Regions from separate parts of the Homo sapiens genome. Here region 1 is linked to region 2. Evidence: read pairs that join two places in POLR2A ChIA-PET (ENCODE). Cell type or tissue: B cell. All regions are shown on one strand. Links, peaks and the distances in the headings refer to the core of each region. The heading gives the core; the rest is flanking DNA. Region 1 overlaps CABLES1 (Cdk5 and Abl enzyme substrate 1). Region 2 overlaps CABLES1 (Cdk5 and Abl enzyme substrate 1).

Evidence for each region. ChIA-PET counts read pairs that join two places held together with the same protein. Peaks named below come from ENCODE experiments on the same cell type or tissue, not always from the same donor. Only the 100,000 strongest peaks of a DNase experiment are listed, where the experiment ranks them.
Region 1: POLR2A ChIA-PET joins it to region 2 with 6 read pairs; 6 of 35 experiments call an interaction of 5 or more read pairs at or near these places.

What each region holds. Positions count from the first base shown.
Region 1 is chr18:23,167,724-23,175,450 of GRCh38, reverse strand. The region is part of intron 1 of CABLES1 (Cdk5 and Abl enzyme substrate 1); the gene reads right to left. Among named protein-coding and RNA genes, the nearest start is that of CABLES1, 36 kb to the right of the region's middle. RefSeq lists an enhancer at 5,257-6,190. In B cell, for the core only: no CTCF peak of the experiment used is centred there; no DNase peak of the experiment used is centred there.
Region 2 is chr18:23,221,132-23,228,858 of GRCh38, reverse strand. The region is part of intron 4 of CABLES1 (Cdk5 and Abl enzyme substrate 1); the gene reads right to left. Among named protein-coding and RNA genes, the nearest start is that of CABLES1, 90 kb to the right of the region's middle. RefSeq lists an enhancer at 2,107-2,206. In B cell, for the core only: no CTCF peak of the experiment used is centred there; DNase peaks (open chromatin) are centred at 2,174 and 4,330.

The sequences.
Region 1 (7,727 bases), core at 1,719-6,718, 53 kb after region 2:
ATTTTTACTCCAAGACCTTCGGCAAGCCAGCAGAAGCCCAGGAATGAGGTCAAAAATGAAAGCCAGGACCTTAGAAATAATCTAGAACACTGATGTTCAAACTTCTGAGCAGCAGAGTGCTTTTTTCTCCCAAATTAAACCTTACACCAAATCCCAAAATATAAATCAGATTAGAACAATTATACATTTTATAAACTTGAGAGTATAATATTGACTTATATCTCAATCACTGTTAGAGCAGTGTAGCTGTTTTGAGGTACAAACAAATCTAAAACCAGAAGCTCTTAGTGACATTTCTAGTCTAAGGTCAATCTCAGAATCTAATTTGTTTCTTTTGGTCTTGGTTGTACAGTAAGGATATAATCACCATTGAAAGAGATAAGTGGGTGCCTGTGGTAACCATTTTTAAACATGTCAAGGCCCAATTCAATTTAACGGATGTGGCAGGTGAAGCGTAACTGCAAAAAATCAACTTAGGCGGCAGCGTGAGTTAACTAATGCATAATTAGTTAATTAATGCATAAGTCACCAGTATGTCAGGCTTTGCTATAGAAAGCTATCGAGTTTATTTTACTGCAGTTTAAAAAACATATATATATATATATATATATATATATATATATATATATGGTGTAACATGTATATACATACAAATTATATTCCAAAATGTTAAACACAGGCCGGGCGCGGTGGGCTCACACCTGTAATCCCAGCACTTTGGGAGGCCAAGGTGGGCGGATTACGAGGTCAGGAGATCGACACCATCCTGGCTAACATGGTGAAATCCTGTCTCTACTAAAAATGCAAAAAAATTAGCCGGGTGTGGTGGTGGGTGCCTGTAGTCCCAGCTACTCGGGAGGCTGAGGCAGGAGAATGGCGTGAACCCGGGAGGTGGAGCTTGCAGTGAACTGAGATCGTGCCACTGCACTCCAGCCTGGGCGACACAGCGAGACTCTGTCTCAAAAAAAAAAGTTTTAAACACAGAGTCACCCCATATGACCAACAATCCCACTCCTAAATATAATCAAAGAAAGATGCCAAGATACATCCACACAAAGACATATACAATGTTCACAGCAGCACTGTTCACAATAGTCAAAAATGTGAAAACCCAAATGTGATGAATGAATGAAATGCAGTATTATTCTGCCATGAGAAGGAACGAAGTACTGATACATGCTACAACATGAACCTTGAAAACATTATGTTAAGCCAAAGGAGCCAGTTACCAGAGACCACGTCGTGTATGATTCTACTTATATGAAATGTCCAGAGTAGGCAAGTCTATAGAGAGAGAAAATAGATTCGTGGTTGCCAGAAGCTGGGATCCGAGAGGGGGAGGAATGGGAAGAGACTGCTAATAACCATGGGATTTCTTTTTGAGGGTGAGGAAAATGTTCTAAAATTAGATAGTGGTGACAACTGCACAAGCTTGTGAATGTACTAAAAACCACTGAACAATAACTTTATTTTTTATTTTTATTTTTCGAGACAGAATCTCACTCTATTACCCAGGCTGGAGTGCAGTGGTGCGATCTCAGCTCACTGCAACCTCTGACTCCTGGGTTCAGGCGATCCTCCCACCTTGGCCTCCCAATAGCTGGGACTACAGGCACATGCCATATCACACCCGGCTAATTTTTGTATTTTCTGTAAAGACAGGTTTTGACATGTTGCCCAGGACAGTCTTGAACTCTTGAGCGCAAGCGATCCACCCACCTCGACCTCCCAGAATGCTGGAATTACAGGCATGAGCCACTGCGCCCAGCCAAAATAGTAACTTTAAATGGTTGGTATGCAAATTATATCTTAGTAAAGCTGTTAAAATATTTATATGATATATAAAGTTTACATATGTAGAAAAACATATGTTGGGAAAAAATATACAGTAATAATGAAGCACCAAATCCCAAAATATACAACAGATTAGAACTGTTTTTAGACCTGCTAAGCCCTTGCTAAGATCCTTAGAGCTCCAGATAATACAATTTGAAAACTATGGATCTGGTTCAATTTCCTTTTACTGAAGCTTTGGAGAGGTTCAGACATGTCCAGGGAAGAGCTGGATGGTTGGGAGGGCAAGAACTGGGGACCAGACACTGTCATTTCAGAGCCATTCCCTTTCCTTTCAAATGTGGGTTACAGAGGTCCCGCAGGTGTCTGTGCGCAGCAGGCAGCAGGTTAGGCTTGAAGGCAGAGACCTGGGCAAACCCTCCCAGAGCAGGGCCCGCTCAGCACATCGACAGATGCTCCAGCACAGGCTACCTGGTGCTCCATCCCCAGCCACCCATCAGAGCCGCGTGTCACTCAGCACCTGCTGACAGCCACATTTCATCCACCCTCTCTCTCCATCTCTCCAAAAAGGAAACCTCCTTACTGCACACATCAAGGTGCCGTTTGGAGCTCTGAGACTTCCATTTCCATAACCTCCCATCTCCCTAACCTTTGGCGTAAGACATCCTTGCAAATTGCTCCCTTTTAAAAAGCCTGATCCAGTTTTCAGGAGAACTCACAAGCACTTCAGTTATCCAAACGGGAAGACAATACCCCAATCCGAGGTGCTTCCATCGGCCTTAGCAGAGGAAGTTTAATTTTTTAACAGCTCGCTTGGAAATATATTATTAGTGCATCTGCCTCACCGTATTCTTAATTAGCCACCACAGTTCTAATTACCAGGCTGTTCAGGAAGGCTTTCCAAAGTGAATTTGCAGCATGAGAGCTGTGCTTAAAGCCACGTGAATATTCACTTGGATGCAATGTGGATTCCACTGCTATTGGACTCTTCAAAAAAGTCTATGTCAGAGGTCTGAATGGACCCTTTATACCAAAGCTTTGGTTACTGTGGAAAATAATATATTCTTAACAACTAGGGAGGGTAGGGGAGACATGGTTTTCAACCAAAGTTTTCAGAAAGTGACTGGGTAAAATAAATGCAATTGACTACCACTGATTTTCCTAAGGGTGTTTAATGGTGTCCTTCTTTAGAGCAAGATCCTTCAACTGGGATCTCTCGACCTCTTGGGGATCTGTGGACCTTCTAAAATCAGATGCAAGGTGTGTGTAAGTGTCCATTTCCCCTCTTATCTAAAACAGAGTGTATGATCCCAAGAAAAGATTAGAATCCACTGTGAGAATGCAAAGGATGGAGGATGGGTTAGCAGAGGTAACGACAGGAACAGGGAGGGCAGGGTTCAGATCCAACTCTGTCTCTACCGTGTTAAGATGTCATTGTCATCACTGTCACTATCATTACCTACATATGAGTATTCAGTCCTAGGTGTCACAGATACAAAGAAGTAAAAGAAAATGTTCCAGCCTGGGCAACATGGCAAAATCCCACCTCTACAAAAAATACACAAAAAGTTAGCCAGGTGTGGTGGCACATGCCTGTAGTCCCAGCAACTCAGGAGGCTGATGTGGGAGAATCACTTGAGCCCGTGAGGTCGAGGCTGTGGTGAGCTGTGATCATGCCATTACACCTCAGCCTGGGTGAGACTCTGTCTCAAATAAAACCGAAAAAAGAAACATAAGGCTTGGTCCCTGTTCTAGGTGGCTCATGGTAGCTCAGAAAGGTTAACCCTTTGGTCAACACTCACAGGCCAGAGCTCGGAATGCAGGCAAGCTCTGAGCTGCCTGGTTTGGCAGGGATGTGAGGCTGATGGGGTCACGGGGAAGCAGAGTTCCTCTAAGGACGCAAGTCGTGGGTGAGTGACCTATGAGCAGCTGTGGACTCTGTGGCTCCGTTAGATGCGAGGGTTATCAGAGGGTGGCAGGGGTCTTGGAAAAAGAGAGACAACAGTCAAAGCAACATGAAAGAAGAGAAGAGGTCCTGCTCTGAAAAACAGGCAGATTCCTAAAGATCTCAAGGAGAAATACCACCACTTTATCAAAAAGAAAAAAAGTGTTACAAAACAGACTTTGTAAAGCTTTACCAAGACATGAGGCATGGCTAAGGATAAGCAGGGCTGATGAGAATGGTGCAGACCATGGCAAGGCTCAAGGCACATGGCCCCTCCTTATCCTCCATCACTCTGGGACAGAGCTCGTCACATTATAAACTCACTCATTGATGCATTCAGTCATCCACCCTTCATTTGCTAAGCACCCACTACAAGGCACCGTGGAATCCAGGATGACTAGAGCAAAAGCCTTGCCTTTAAGAACAATCCGGTGAGGAGACACACTAAGAGTTCATTATAAAACAAAGGCGCACTGACTGGTGTTACGGGAACAAGAATGGAGGACTCCCACCCAGGATAGGGCCATGAAGGAGATGTGGCCTGGATCTACAGATCACGTTAATGAAACCCATTAGCACTCCCTCCCCAATAACTTAATCTCTAAAGGAAAGAACAGGCCGGGCGCAGTGGCTCACGCCTACAATCCCAACACTTTGGAAGGCCGAGGCAGGCGGATCATGAGGTCAGGAGTTCGAGACCAGCCTGGCCAACACAGTGAAATGCTATCTCTACTAACAATACAAAAAATTAGCCAAGTGTGGTGGCGGACGCCTGTAGTCCCAGCTACTCGGGAGGCTGAGGCACCAGAATCGCTGGAGCCTGGGAGGCGGAGGTTGCAGTGAGCCAAGATTGCACTACTGCACTCCAGCCTGGGAGATAGAGCAAGCCTCTGTCTCAAAAACAAAAACAAAAACAACAAAAAAACAACCCTCAACCTTCTTTGCAGCCAACACTGTGGGAAGTCAGTCTTAACCTATTCTTTCCAAAGCAGACTTTCACAACGCCCTTTGAAGCTGAAGCTGTCAAGAATCAGGAGGTGAAAAGCTCATTCTGAGGCTGAACTGCGACTATGAAATTGGCTCTGAGATGTAATGCCTCATAGTCATCAAGAGCCCATTTTCCTGGGTTCATAAAACCCCAGCAGTCTGGCTTCTGCTATGAGACCAATAAAAAGCATAAGGGGCATAAATGGACCCAACGCCCATGCACACGCTGCTGGAGATGGCTAGGGTGTGTGGTCTTGGAACCCAGAAACACGTCAAGCTCAGAAGCAACCCTGCTACCAAACCCTCCAGAAGCCAGAGGGCAGGTGTGGATGGAAGGGGACTCTGTTCTGTGTGTGGTCAGACATTCCTTCGCACAGCACGAAGGCTCTTAGGAAGGACAACAGGCCACGTCAAAAACAGGCAGGCCCTTGTTACATGTTTATATTTCCTTTTGGGAACAATTTGCGCCATGCACTCTGCTAAGGGCTTTACAAACATCTTGGCATTCTCACAACACCCTTGTACATGAGTACTATGCTGACTCCTTTTGCAGATGGAGAAACTGAGGTTCCAACACAATATGTACATCCACATGGCCGGGGGATGGAAGATATGGATAACAACGTCTCTGCTAGACATTCTGAGGTCCCGCTCTTAGAAGGACAGCAGTCTGGCATCTCTGCCCTTCCAGAGCAGGGGGAGCTGAGAGGGATAGGGCATTGCTGGGCAATCCTACCCCCTCCCACGCGGCTACAGCTCCCACCAAGTCCAGGCAAGCATGAGCCACCTGCCCTCCGGCTGCCCATGACCCCACACAGTGGCGGACTCCAATTACGGGAAACACGAGGTTTTCAAAGGAACCTCAGGAGAGCCTCAGCAGCTCACACACACCACTTCAGACCCCTCATCCCAAGCAACAGGGCACCTATCCCACAGCCTTTCAAATTCTGATGAGGTCTCCAGAAGCTTGTTTCAAAGGAAGTGAGGCTCTTTCACCGTTTCTGCTGCTGTGTTAGAAAGCAAGCTCTTTTAGCTTCAAACAGCTTCAAAGTTTATTTTCAAATGAAAGTTATCTTGCCAAAGAAATAAAGTTTTACCCACTGGGGAGGAATGACTTGGGTTTAATGCCTTGGTTGAGCTGGGGGAAGGGGCTTCCCTCTTGGCACCATTAACATAAGAAATAACTGCTTTGCTGACAGACCAGGCACTTCTCTGTGAAATGTCTGGTGTTTCATGTCATATGTTTAACCATAATAGCGGGTCTTCAGGTGGCTGGGACCTAGTGGACATAACATATCATGCATACTTACATTACTGGAAAAGAGTCCTGATCCAGACCCCAACAGAGGGTTCTTGGATCTCGTGCAAGAAAGAATTCGGGGTGATTCCAGAAAGTGAAAACAAGTTTATTAAGAAAGTAAAGAAACAAAAGAATGACTACTCCCTACACAGAGCAGCCCTGAGGGCTGCTGGTTGCCCATTTTTATGGTTATTTCTTGATGATATGCTAAACAAGGGGTGGATTATTCATGCCTCCCCTTTTAGACCATATAGGGTAACTTCCTGACGTTGCCACGGCATCTGTAAACTGTCATGGCGCTGGTGGGAGTGTAGCAGTGAGGATGACCAGAGGTCACTCTAGTGGCCATTTTGGTTTTGGTGGGATTTAGCCGACTTTTTTACTGTAACCTGTTTTATCAGCAAGGTCTTTCTGACCTGTGTCTTGTGCTGACCTCCTACCTCGTCCTGTGATTTAGAATGCCTTAACCATCTGGGAATGCAGCCCAGTAGGTCTCAGCCTCATTTTACCCAGCTCCTATTTAAGAAGGAGCTGCTCTGGCTCAAATGCCTCTGACACTTAGAAGAATTCTGCAAGGTTCCCTATTAGTACAAATGGGCACTCACACAGGTCTGATTGCTCTTCTCCAGCACCCAGGGCCTCATCAGCAGGGACATGGAGCGAGGAGCTTAACAGGCCTGAGTAGCTCCGGAGGGAAGGAAGTGGAATGGCCGCAGGACCCTTCTGCCAGGCTCCACGTCCACCCTAGCCTGGGACGCAGCTTTGCTCCATGCCCTGTTTTTGTTTTTTATTAAAATGGTAAAAGATACATAGCATAAATCTACCATTTTAAGAGTATACAACTTAGTGGCATTGACTGCATTTACATTGTTGGACAGCCATCACCATTATCCACCTCCAGACGACTTCATCATCCCAGGCTGAAACTCTGCACCTAGTGAAGAATACTCCCCATTTTCCCCTGCCCTCACCCCCAGCAGCCATTATTCTACTTTCTGTCTCTATGAATTTGACTATTCGAGCAGATTCCACTCACAGAAGTGGAGGCACACACTGTTTGTCCTGTTACTGGCTTGTTTCACTCAGCAGGTTTCCAAGGTTCATCTGCGTTGCTGCATGTGTCAGAATTTCTTTCCTTTTTAAGGCTAAATCATACTCCGTTAAGGGTGTATACGTCATTTTCGTGTATCCATTCATTCCTCAGTGAATACTTTAGACTGCTCCCACCTTTTGGCTATTGTGACTAAGGTTGCCATGAACATGGGTGTGCAAATTCCACACCTGCTTTTTCCCTACTCTGAAAGGGCAAACTAGTGTCCACCCCATCAGCTGCCCTGGGGTTGGAGTTGCCCTCAGATCGCCCTGAGGGGCCTCCAGCATGAAAGGAGTAGGGTCAGTCCCGGGAGTTCCCACCAGTCCTGCCCACACAGCTGCTGGCATCACCTTGAGAGCCGTCAGCTCAGCTCCATGGAGTTACAGCAACCTGACTGCTGCATTTAAGCGTGTGCATGAACCGAAGGGCGCGAGCGCCTGCATGCCCTGTCTCCTTCCATGCCAATCTAGGGCCCCTCCCCCAAACATCTGCCCCTTCCCTCCAATGAGGCAGAGCTACCTGCCGAGGCCCCCAACGACCTGCAGCAAGCCTGGCTTGGAACCACCGCTTCCCACCCACCCCTCCCTGCTCACAGACCCCTCCTTGCT
Region 2 (7,727 bases), core at 1,871-6,870:
GAGGAGCTGCTTTCACATTCTGTGCAAGTTTGTGAACTTCTGCAGAGGCTGTAGGCAACAAGCACACTGAAAATCCAGCACAAAGATATATACTTTTTTTTTTTTTTTTTTTAAACAAAGGCTGACATTTAAAACTGGCCCACGGGGGTGGGGGAGTGGGAGTGACTGGAGGGGGTAAAAGGGAGGGACTCAGAAGATGGGGGTGGGGATTAAAACAGGAGGTAAAAGCACATTTGGGGAGACAGCCAAGCAGCAGTTATACCGTTAAGCAATGAGCAGAAAAACAGGCTGGTTCATTTTGGGAGTGTAAACTCATCCTTCATAGGATGGCACCAAAATTAATTTAATGTAGCTCTCCTTGAATGCCTGTAATTTCACTGTTAGAAACCCCTGGACCCCTGTCTTAGTTTTGGCTTCTTCAGCACAAAGCACACATGCACAGCTGTGGAGTCACCTGATCAAAGCAGGTGGCTAATCTAGCTATCTTGGGGCCAAAGGGGAATACCTAGGTCATTATTAATCATAAAACGGCCGACTCTGGACTTCATCTTTTGTAAAAGGCAAAATGATTTTTAGTTTCCTCTTCTGTGGCTCCCTGGCAGAGGCCCAGCCAGCTGCTCACTGAGCCATAATGCATGAAACAGATTCTGACAGGAAAACAAGATTCCCTATTAGATAACAAGAAGTTCAAGCTATGGCCCTTTCCTCAGGGAGCATGATCAATGAACTAATTAATATTACTCTCTTAAAAAAAGACAAGACTTAAATATCTAACACCTGGAAACTAGATGGAAAAAGTGTGATCCAATTAACTAGGTTCCAAGGCTTTCTGCTTCCAAAATGGAGTGGTCCTGACTTCTCTCCACCATCCTTTCTCTAATGGTGCTCTAAGCCCAAGAACTTGGAACACCTGCCAGGAGCTCCACTAGGCGCTAGCTCTTCAAAGGACAACAATAGGTTGAACACTTTGATGTGTCAATAATTTAAAAGCCAATTAAATATTAACAGGATTTCCAGACCCTTCAAAGAGAATAAGGAGTGAGAGATTTCCTGCACCTAAAGCAAAGCCTGAAAGCTGGATTACGAAAGGAAATACCACTTGTGAGCTAAATTTTAATTAAGAGATTACACATGGGCCGGAAGTCGACGACACAAGTCTTCCCCTTAGCTTAAGAGTCCCGTTTGTTGCCCTTCCGATACAGTGCAGCTGCCATCTTGGACCAGGCCTGCTTGCTGACATCAAGCAGAAGGTGCCTCCAGAGTTCAGAGACAATGGAACAGGGTCCACAGTTGATGGACAAAAGTGAAGTCAAAAGCAGCTTTTAGTCTAGAAGTCCCTTCCCACTCCCACTCAGGACTCCATCGATAAGCCATAAGCCATCCCCTGCAAGGGCAACTGGCAGACAATGAAGGGGTCTTAACGTAGCTTATGACCAAATCTTTGTCTAAAGGCAGCTCCTATAAACAGCCAGATAATGGCATGAGTCATCCATGAGATCATTCCAGAATCTGTCTCTGTGTGGGAATATGCTTGGTGTGAGGAAAGAAACACAATTTGTGAATGTGTAATTTTCCACAACAAAAATTTTCTGGGGAAAGTGGGTGGGGAGGAAGGGGGCATGGGCCTGGAGCCAGGCAGGGAGCATTTAGGCTTGAAGGCTCTAAGAATAGAAGACGCTGTTCTCTGTGTCGCAAAATGATCAACACTCAGGAAATGGACCCAAGCGGATGACCTCATCTGAATGCCCCCAATGCCAAAAGTTAAGGATATAAACACCATGTGGAAGCTGTTGACAATTTAAAAACACACCCCCCAGAGGCACCTTGCAACTCCACTGGGAAGCCATCTTCTTCATCACATGGTCTCTGATGCATCTGTAGTAAGTAAGTGACTCCTGCGACTATCATACAGTCAAGTATGGTTATCTTAAGGGGTGTGAACCTACACACACATCACAGAAACTCTTTTTGCTGGAATCATCTAGTTTGGTGATTTCACATAACCTCCAATCTCAAGTTTACTAGGTTCTCTCCTACTTTCTTCTGGTCGGATCCATGTGTACAGAAATACCAACCCACATCCAGATCTCAGGAAGTAAAGAGCACTTGGTGGCTGGTGTCGGTTCCCTTATGCATAGGGACAATTCTAGGACTAGTTCTCCATACAACACCTGCAGTCTCTCACTCACCAGTGGGTCGTGCTCTAGAAGCTCCTGGGCTGGCAAGTTGGAACTCAGAATGCATTTTTCATTGATGCAGTAAGTGGAGATTAGCCTACCCAAGGCTCTCTGAGCCTATAATGTAACTGAATCAGCCCAAAAGCAAAAACAAGAGCTCGGGTCATAGAAGCAAAAGGTCAGAGGGTGTATGAGGGTAAAAAAATAGGAGGAAGTTGAGTCTCTCCTCTTGGTTTCCTGGTCCAGGCTTGACCCTCAGGAACTTTTTTTTTTTTTTTTTGAGATGAAGTCTCACTCTGTTGCCCAAGCTGGAGTGCAATGGCACGATCTTGGCTCACTGCAACCTCCACTTCTCAGGTTCAAGCAATTCTCCTGCCTCAGCCTCCCGAGTAGCTGGGACTACGGGCACATGCCACCATGCCCGGCTAATTTTTGTAATTTTAGTAGAGATGGGGTGTCACTATGTTGGCCAGGCTGGTCTTGAACTCCTGACCTTGTGATCCGCCCACCTCGGTCTCCCAAAGTACTGGGATTACAGGCATGAGCCACTGTGCCCAGCTGAGTAACACTTTAAAGGTCAAGTTTGTATTATTTCACCTTCTTCTCTGAACTTCCCTTTCCTTCTTAGGACTCCAGGACCCTTTCCCCTAAGCTATTCCTGTTTTTCACAATTCCTTCCCTCTCTCTACATGTAAATCCATAAATTCCTTTGCAGGGCCCAGGTTTCCCACTCCTGGCCCTATGGCGGTGGCACAGTAGCCCACAATGGGGGCTGGAAAGCGAGGGGAAGAGAAGTGGTCTTGGATAGAAGTGTTGGACAAGCTGTTTACTAAGTGGGGTCTGCCTATTTAGGAAAGTTGAGAAAGTTGCTTGCAACTCATTTTGTGAGCTGAGGGTCACCAAGCCAAACCACAAATCCACACTAGAAAAGAGAAGGCCGTGACTAATGTGGATAAAAGGCAGAAAGATTCAGGCTGGCCTTGGCAAGTGTTAGTTGAGGAAAAAGGAGCTGGTTTAAGGCTGGGACTCTTCCCAGAAAATGGCATAATTTACAAGCTTCATCTGAGAAGAGTGTTTACAGCTATGGGAAGGTTTGATGTTACAGTTACAGTGAAAAAGCTGGGCAACATCTGTTCCTCTTCTCTGTAATGGGCTTGTTTTGAAAGGTAGGATTTAGCAAGAAAGATCAAAGCAAAACAATGGTCTCCTCACGTTCCATAAAGTGTATGCATTAAGAAAAAAAAAAAAGACTGGAAGGAAATAGACCAAAATGTAAATGGTGGCTTTGTTTAGGAGGTGAGGCTCAATAATTGTTATCTTCCTTTTACTTTTATACATTTTTCAAATAGTCTTTAAGAAACATGTACTATTGAGGAAAAAAAGACTGAATAAAAGCAGATCTCAAGGTGAATCCATTATTTGTAGAATTGCACCACTGACAAACTCACTGTGAACCTGACTGGGAACTGCTAAGTTCAAGTAGATCTAGAAAGAGCAACATAATAGCTCTGTGATGGCCGGGCACGGTGGCTCACACCTGTAATCCCAGCACTTTAGAAGGCCGAGGTGGGAGGATGGCTTGAGCCCAGGATTTTGAGACCAGCCTGGGCAGCATGGTGAAACCCGACTCTACAAAAAATACAAAAATTAGCTGGGCGTGGTGGTGCATGCCTGTCATCCCAGCTACGCAGGAAGCTGAGGTAGGAGGATCGCTTGAGCCTGGGAGGTCAAGGCTGCAGTGAGCTGAGATTGCACTACTGCACTCCAGCCTGGGCAATACAGTGAGACCTTTCTCAAAAAGAAAGAAAAAGAAGGCCGGGTGCGGTGGCTCACGCCTGTAATCCCAGTACTTTGGGAGGCTGAGACAGGCAGATCACGAGGTCAGGAGATCGAGACCATCCTGGCTAGCATGGTGAAACCCCGTCTCTACTAAAAATACAAAAAAATTAGCCGGGTGTAGTGGCGGGCACCTGTAATCCCAGCTACTCAGGAGGCTGTGGCAGGAGAATGGCGTGAACCCAGGAGGCGGAGCTTGCAGTGAGCCGAGACCCCGCCAGTGCACTCCAGCCTGAGCAACTGAGAGAGACTCTGTCTCCAAAAAAAAAAAAAAAAAAAAAAAAGCTCTGTGACTGGACAAAAATGGAAGTGAAACTAATGCTTAATGAATATCTACTACAGCTTTCACATATAATATTTCATTTACTATTTCATTCATCTCCCTGAGGTGGACATTATAGTCCTTTTACGGAGGAGTGAAGCTGGGGTCAGTAAGGCTAGTTCATTTCCCAGGACTGAGGCTTCTGCCTGCCAGCTCGTTCCCAAGCACCACACTGCCTCCCTGGCCGCCGGTGCCCATGGGTACACGACAGCAAGGATGGGTAAGGGCTGTGGTTTTCCTAATGGAGGCACCAAAGGAGGTGGATGGCAGGAGTGGGGATGAATGGGCTACTTGTGCCCATTCCTGATTCTCCAGAAGAGCTCTCTGTTTAGCTGTTTTATTTATTGGAATTCTATGTAAACTGATACTGGAAGAATGGCTTCTTCAGCTTAAAAAAAAAAAAAAAAAAGTGGAAGCCGACAGTCTCCAAGTTCCTTCCAGCTTTAAAAGACTATATTTGAGCTGAAGAGTGCTCCTTACTACGGAACTCATTTTTGGTCTGGCATTACCTTTACCTTAACTATCTTCCACTTCACATACCCTTTAATGAATTAGCTCAGGGCCACCCCAAGCAGAAGTGGCCGTGCAATCTATCCCTGGTAATGATTAGTGGGACTCTGGGATCAACAGCTGTGTTATTTGAAAGGCGTGGGCACAACCCATACCCAGTCTTTATTCAATGCATGCCAGTAAGTCCTGACAGCTTCCTAACACATGCACCTGATTAGAGATGGCCATGCTGGGCTTCAGAAGGGCCTGGCAATAAGGAGTAGATTGTGTGTGGATGAGTGCGGGTGGGTGGTGGCGGAGAGGATGCAGGCAGGGGCTTCAGTCCACCCTAGACACAGAGAGGGGCTCCAGGGACAGGATAGAGCATCCCACTCTCTACAGAACCGAGCTTGGGAAAAATGCCCCCCCGCCAACTTTTTTTTTTTTTTTTTTTTCTGAGACGGAGTCTCATTCTGTTGCCCAGGCTGGAATGCAATGGCGAGATCTCGGCTCACTGCAACCTCCACCTCCCGGGCTCAAGAGATTCTCCTGCCTCAGCCTCCCGAGTAGCTGTGATTTCAGGCGCCTGCCAGTACGTCCGGCTAATTTTTTGTATTTTAGTAGAGACGGGGTTTCATCATGTCGGCCAGGCTGGTCTCAAACTCCTGACCTCATGATTCGCCCGCCTCGGCCTCCCAAAGTGCTGGGATTACAGGTGTGAGCCACCGCACCCAACCAAAAATGCCCTCTTCTTACTCTAGGCTAGATGCAATCTGAATATGTCCTGCTCAATATGGGGCTGTGTGACTTACATGTTGCTCACATGCTGCTGGTTTGGAGATGTTCAGACAACCTGAGTTGGTAGAGGACTAGATAAACCTGTCAGCCAAAAGCCAGGGAATTCCAACAGGGCTCGAGCAAAGACTGCAGAAGCCAGTGTGACCTTATCTAAAGGCCCTTGGCATCCTTGGGCTTAACATTCAGGGTGCAAGTATTTGTAAGCGGCTCTGTAGGTGCAGAGCACTCGTGATCGGAGAGAACTGCACAGGCTGCGAGGCTAATGCGGGGGGAGTCACCTGGCTAGTGGGTGGGAGGGGCCTCGCTGGGGCTTAGCACTTGCATCTGGGTGCAGCTCGACGCCCTCTTTTGTCACTTCAGGCTTAGCAACTTTGACTTTCACTGTGGGTGGGACAGAGTCACTTGGAGAGAAGCAGGACCCTGAGGTCCATGTCAGCTCATCCGTGTTAGCACCTTCTGGGCCTTCCTTATGGCCAACCATCCAACTCCATCCTTTTATGGAGGTGCCCTCAAGGATGAGGTGCCAGGCTGAGGGACCCTGAGAGATGCACTTGCTTCTGCTGAAGCAGTCCGGCTGTCCTTTGTTGGGGCAATATATATCTATATCTATATCTATATCTGTGTATATATCTATATATCTAATTATATATATCTATATATCTAATCTATATATATCTATATATAGATATATATAGAGAGAGAGACAGAGAGAGAGAGAGAACGTGAGCACTATATTCATAAACATAGCAATTCTCGAAAGTTTCAGAAACCTTGCTTCTACTCACCCAACACATAAAACCAGAGTGACCACTACTTTCTGTGCACAGTGCTGCAGATACCTTGAGGATTAAGATGCAATCCACACCCACAAGTGAAAAATAAGTTAAAATGTATATTATAAGCCCTGAGACAGGAAGGGGCTCTTAGTGGAGCTGGGGGTGGGGGAACAGGTGCTGGGGGGCACTGAGAAAGCTGCCTGGAGGGAGGGCTGAGTATCCCCAAAGGTGAGGAGAGCCTGATGCATTAAGGAACTATGGGTAGCTTGCTAGGGCTGAGAGAGGAGCTGTGCTGAGAGAGGGCTGGAGAGGAACGCCAAGGCCAGAGCCTCAAGGGCCCTGTTTCTGTTAAGTCTGGGGGACCACAAAGGAGGTTTTAAGTTAGGCCTGACTGAATCCAGAGCTCCTGGGCTTTGGAAATCCGTTTGGACATCTATGCAGTCTCACTAGACACTGTCTTGTCCTTAACAGGAGCACACCTATGGGGAAGGAAGGCACCTTCTAAGCTTCTTAGCGACCCGTGGTTCCCTGAGGGCTCCCTCCTCGGCCAGGCTTGGATCAGGGGCTTGAGTTCTCCCTGATCTGGGGTTCTTCAGTCTCCCCAGGTTCAGTTTGGGGACAGGCAGATCTTTTGGTGAACCACTGTGGCAGAGACCATAGACTAGCTCATGATACCCAGGTAACTGTTAAAAACTACATTTTCCAGGCTCCCACAGGGGGCCTAGGTTCTGCTAAGTGGAAGCACTCATGGGAAACCTGGAGGTGGAAGTAACACCTGGGGAGATCAGAACTTCTGGCAAGCCTAAGGTGGGGGCCCCAGATGGCAGCGTCAACAGCACTTCCATGGGAAGAGCCCCAGGGTATGGCTGTAAGTGGGTCCTGGCTGTGTTACCCTCACTGTGTTGGTCCTGGGTGTCTGTGCTGGTTTCTGTCTGTCCTGGAAATCCTGTAAGGTACCTGAAAACCACAGCCCCACACCCCAACCATCAGAGGGGACTCCAATGTCTGCAACTCAGGACACTGAGCATACACTACCCTCTATTCCACGCCTCTGTGTCTCTCAGAGCCACTAGGGGTTCATGCTGCAGGCAAGACTTTGAATTCCTAAAGTAAAAGAACATGAAGACGGACAGTTATCAGAAGCATCTCATTATATCTAGCAGACGATTTCCTATCGAATTCAAGCAAACTCTGTAAATCAAACAATATTTTATGAGCAGTTTAGAAAGCTCTGTGGCCCTGCCACAAATCCTTTTGTGAAGTGAAGACATGCCTGGTACTGTGATAAGGAATCCTCTAATGCAACAATGCTGCACCCTTTCTCAAAGA